2 separate regions of the Mus musculus genome follow, and region 1 is linked to region 2. The links are chromatin loops, found by intact Hi-C in ENCODE. Cell type or tissue: heart. All regions are shown on one strand.

Evidence for each region. Hi-C counts contacts between places; a loop is a spot of excess contacts. Peaks named below come from ENCODE experiments on the same cell type or tissue, not always from the same donor. Only the 100,000 strongest peaks of a DNase experiment are listed, where the experiment ranks them.
Region 1: a loop joins it to region 2, with 11 times the contacts of the local background. A loop is called at or near these places in 6 of 42 quality-filtered maps.

The regions. Positions count from the first base shown.
Region 1 is chrX:20,161,148-20,163,647 of GRCm38, reverse strand. It overlaps Slc9a7 (solute carrier family 9 (sodium/hydrogen exchanger), member 7), which reads left to right. Exons shown (of 17, transcript NM_177353.4): 8 at 1,109-1,214; 9 at 1,416-1,504; 10 at 1,607-1,720. Among named protein-coding and RNA genes, the nearest start is that of Chst7, 100 kb to the right of the region's middle. In heart, CTCF peaks have their summits at 1,155 (motif pointing left) and 1,759 (motif pointing left); no DNase peak of the experiment used is centred here.
Region 2 is chrX:20,589,663-20,592,162 of GRCm38, reverse strand. No RefSeq gene overlaps it. Among named protein-coding and RNA genes, the nearest start is that of Rbm10, 27 kb to the left of the region's middle. In heart, no CTCF peak of the experiment used is centred here; no DNase peak of the experiment used is centred here.

The sequences.
Region 1 (2,500 bases), 430 kb after region 2:
GACGAGTCTGTCTTCCCAGGCCTGCCTAAGGCCTTCCAGCTCTATGAGGACTAACCTGTCAAGTCAAACCTGTAGCAACATATTTACTCATAGCATCATAATAATTCATGTACTATCCAACCCACCCATTTAGGGTACATAATTCTATTTCTTTGAATTCCTTACTTTACTAAGTTTAAAAACACAATATATAGTAAAAATTGCTTCAGTACACAATTTAGTTATTAAGTACAGGAGCCAGCAAGATGGCACAATAGTTATGGGCTTTTGCCACCAAGCCTAATGACTTGAGCTTGATCCCTGGAGCCTATGTGGTGAAAGAAAACTACTTCCTACAAGATATCCTCTGACCTTTACATGCTTGCTTAGCACGAACATGTGTATCACACACACACACACACGTGAACTGTTTCACACTAAATTCCCTGTATTGTCTAGGCATTCCTGCTACCTGTTCCAAGAATGCTATTCCTCATCTCAGACAGGCCCTCTGTGCCAATTCAACAGGAATTCTGCACTCTGGCTCTGGTCCTGGTAACCTGTATTCTACTGGAAGGTTTCTTTAATTTGTATGGTAGAGGAATGATCAAATATAGGACCTCTAATGTGATAGGCAAGTGCTTACAATTCATCTACAGTACCAGTAACCAGAAAGCTTAATTTTTAATTTATGTTACTTCAAAATTGAGCCGGGTGTGGTTGTGTCACCTTTAATCCTAGCACTTGGAAGGTAGAGGCCAGTGGATCTCTGTGAGTTTAAGGCCAATCTGATATGCACAGTGAGTTCCAGGCCAGCCAAGGCTACACAGAAAAACCCTGTCTCAAAAAGAAAGGAAGGAAATAAATAAATAAACAAGCAAGCAAACAAATTAATAAATATCTGGTCAGGGATGTGTGGCCCAATGGTGGATGGAGTACTAGCATAGCATATTTTGGGCTCTTAAGTTCCATCCCAACATTGTAACATTTAAAATAAGAGATAAGACCCTCCAAGGATGTATAGGGAATGGCTGGCCCTCAGAGAGGGGGCTCTCAGACTAAAAGAATAGGGATCTCAAGTGTCCCTGCTGCCCCTGCCCAGAGCTGCTGTCCTTAACCTGGTGCTGACGTGACCAAGTTTACTAAGCTGCACTGCTTCCCCCTGCTGGAGACAGCGCTTTTTTTCCTGATGTCCTGGAGTACCTTTCTCCTGGCGGAAGCCTGTGGGTTTACAGGTAGGTTTACTGCTGGGCTGCAGCAGGGCCTGTAAGAGAGGGAGGGAGAGAGGAAAAGAGGGAGGAGCAGATGAAAGGCGGTAGGGGGAGGGAGGGAAGGAGGATTGGAGTTAGGCAAGTCTCGCATGCCATGGATTTTCATGTCAGTAGATTTTTTTGGTCTCGTCTTTCCCATTGACGTTTAGAAACTCTTTTTGACAGGTGTTGTAGCTGTCCTTTTCTGTGGGATTACACAAGCTCATTACACATATAACAACCTGTCAGTAGAATCTCGAAGTCGAAGCAAGCAGGTAAGAGTGGTCCTTGAGCCCGCTGGGCTGCCAAGTAGCTGGACAGGAGGAATGCAGCCAGGAATGCAGTGTTCACAGCCTCCCTTTTCCTTCTTCCTGCAGCTTTTTGAGGTGTTACACTTCCTGGCAGAGAACTTCATCTTTTCCTACATGGGCCTGGCACTGTTCACCTTCCAGAAACACGTTTTCAGCCCCATTTTCATCATCGGTGCTTTTGTATCCTTTTCCTATTTGACATTGTAGACAGAAGTGACCTCTGCTGGGAAAGGCATGCAACTACTAAGAGGATTCTGACTCTGATTAGAATGGGTAGCTGGGTCCGTTCTAGTTCAGTGTATTTGTAGTGGGGTAGGGAGTGGGGGTGGGAAGCTTCCTAAAGCTGAATATATTTGATTTCTAGGGCTGTCTTTTTTTTTCTGGCATTCTCTGTTCTAAGCTAGTGTTTGTTGGGCAGTCATTTGTTTTGTAGAGTTCTGTCCTGATTAGATCTAAAAGTCAATAACCATGCCAGACCCCAGAATTATTGTAGATATGCTATTGTCGCTATTGTCATGTCAGCTGTAACAGAGTCAGTTCCCTGGTTCTAGTGATTAGAAGGTTCCACTCTTCTTGCTCTCAGCTGCAGATTCTAGCTTGGGTAGCCCCAACCCATGCTGCCTTTGTGTGTGTGTAGACAGTGTCCATACTTTCAGCTAAGCTGCCCTGCCCCTTAGATTATGCTGGGAGAGACTTCTTTGTTTTTTCTAAAACAGGAAGGAAGAGAGGTTTGAAAGAAGGAAGAGATGAGGAAAAAAGAACAGATAAAAAACTGATAGAATTGAAGGGGAGGAGGAAGGAATGAGAAAGAGGATGAGAAGAAAAGATAAAACTTCTTTGACGTCAACCCTTGGGGATGTAATATTTCAGAAGTGGGGCATTTTGGGTGCTTGGGTTAGATAGGAGGGAGGGATGTGAGTGCCCTGGAGTGGCTCAGCAGCTGATGGCTTTGCTCACATG
Region 2 (2,500 bases):
AACAAAGACAGACACTCTCTCAGAATAAAAGGATGGAAAAAGGTCTTCCAAGAAAATGGTCCCAGGAAACAAGCAGGAGTTGCCATCCTAATATCCAATAAAATAGACTTTCAACCAAAGGTTATCAAGCGTGATGAAGGACACTTTATATTCATCAAGGGGAAAAATCTACCAAGAGAAAGTCTCAATTCTGAACATCTATGCCCCAAATGCAACAGCTCCCAAAATCATAAACGAAACTTTACTAAAACTCAGAACACACATTGACCCCACACAATAGTAGTGGGAGATTTTAACACCCCAATCTCACCAATGGACAGGTTATTAAAACAAAAACTAAACAGAGACACAGTGAAACTAAGAGAGGTTATGAACCAAATGGATTTAACAGATATCTACAGAACATTTCACCCTAAAACAAAATAATATACCTTCTTCTCAGCACCTCATGGTACCTTCTCCAAAATTGACCATATAATTGGTCACAAAATAACCCTCAAAAGATACAAGAAGATTGAAATAATACCATGCATCCTATCAGATCACCATGGGCTAAGGCTGGTCTTCAATAACAGCAAAAACTACAGAAAGCTCACATACACGTGGAAACTGGACAACTCTTTACTCTGTGATAACTTGGTCAGAGAAGAAATAAAGAAAGGAATTAAAGACTTTCTGGAATTTAATGAAAATGTTGATACATCATACCCAAACTTAGGGGACACAATGAAAGCAGTGCTAAGAGGAAAGTTCATAGCACTAAGTGCCCTGGTAAAGAAACTGGAGAGATCTTACACTGACAACTTAACAGCATACCTTAGAGATCTAAAACAAAAAGAAGCAAACTCACCCAAGAGGAGTAAAAGGCAGGAAATAGTCAAACTCAGGGCCAAAAACAACCAAATAGAAACAAAGAAAACAATACAAAGAATCAGCAAAACCAAAAGCTGGTTCTTTGAACGAATCAACAAGATAGATAAAGCTCTAGCCAAACTAAAGGGACAAGAGGCAGTATCAATTTGGTAAAATCAGAAATGAAAAGGGTGACATAACAACAGAAATAAAGGAAATTAAAAAAAATCAGATCCTACTATAAAAGCCTATACTCAACAAAACTAGAAAATCTAGATGAAATGGATGGTTTTCTAGACAGATGCCACATACCAAAGTTAAATCAAGAGCAGGTAAACTATAAAAACAGACTCATATACAATGAAAAAAAGAAAGCATATTCTGTAAATGGTGCTGGTCTAACTGGCTGTCTGTATGTAGAAGAATGAAAATAGACCCATATTTGTCACCTTGTACAAAGCCCAAGTCCAAGTGGATCAAGGACCTCAACATAAAATCAGATACACTGAATCTAATAAAAGAGAAAGTGGGAAAGAGCCTTGAACTCATTGGCTCAGGGGGAAATTTCCTAAACAGAACTCCAATGGCTCATGCTCTAAGATCAAGAATTGATAAATGGGACCTCATGAAACTGGAAAGCTTCTGTAAGGCAAAAGACATAGTCATTAAGACAAATTGGCAACCTACATATTGGGGAAAAAAATCTTCACTAACGCCACATCCGATAGAGTGTGAATGTCCAAAATATATAAAAGAACTCGAGAAGTTAATCACTAAAAAACCAAACAACCCAATTAAAAAATGGGGTATAGAACTAAACCAAGAATTCACAACTGAGGAATCTAGAATAGCTCAGAAACACCTAAAGAAATGTTCAAAGTCCTTAGTGATCAGAGAAATGCAAATCAAAATGACCCTGACACCAATCAGAATGGCTAAGATCAAAACCTCAGGTGACAATACATGTTGGAGAGAATGTGGAGAAAGAGAACACTCCTCCTTTGCTGGTGGGATTGCAAACTGGTACAAGCACTCTGGAAATCAATCTGGAGGTTCCTCAGAAAATTGGAAATAGATCTACCTGAAGACCCAGCTATACAACTCTTGAGAAAATACACAAAAGATGCCCCACCATGCCACAGGGGCACGTGTTTCCACTATGTTCATAGTGACCTTATTTATAATAGCCAGAAGCTGGAAACAACCCAGATGTCCCTCAACAGAGGAATAGATACAGAAAATGTGGTACATTTACACAATGGAGTACTACTCAGCTATTAAAAACAAAGAATAGAAATTCTTAGGCAAGTGACGAAGACCAGCTTCATGAACGCCTTAAAGAGACAGACGGACTACCGCTCTGGTGGCAAGTAGCAAAGCTTTACTGATTTTTTCAGCTTATAAACATGGGGTATGATTTTGAAATTTTTGCTAAAAAAATAACATTTTTACTTAGTTGCACCTGGCAGACAATATTATCATTTTTGGAGTCATTTTCTCATAACAAGACCATTCTTCAGAAGGAGGAACTGTTTATCAGCAGACCCAAGGACATCCTCCTCTCCGGGTAAATATTAACTCTTGACTAGGAACAAGGGAAAACTCTGGCCCACAGAAAGTTATGTTAGGACATCCCTCCCTTCCAGGA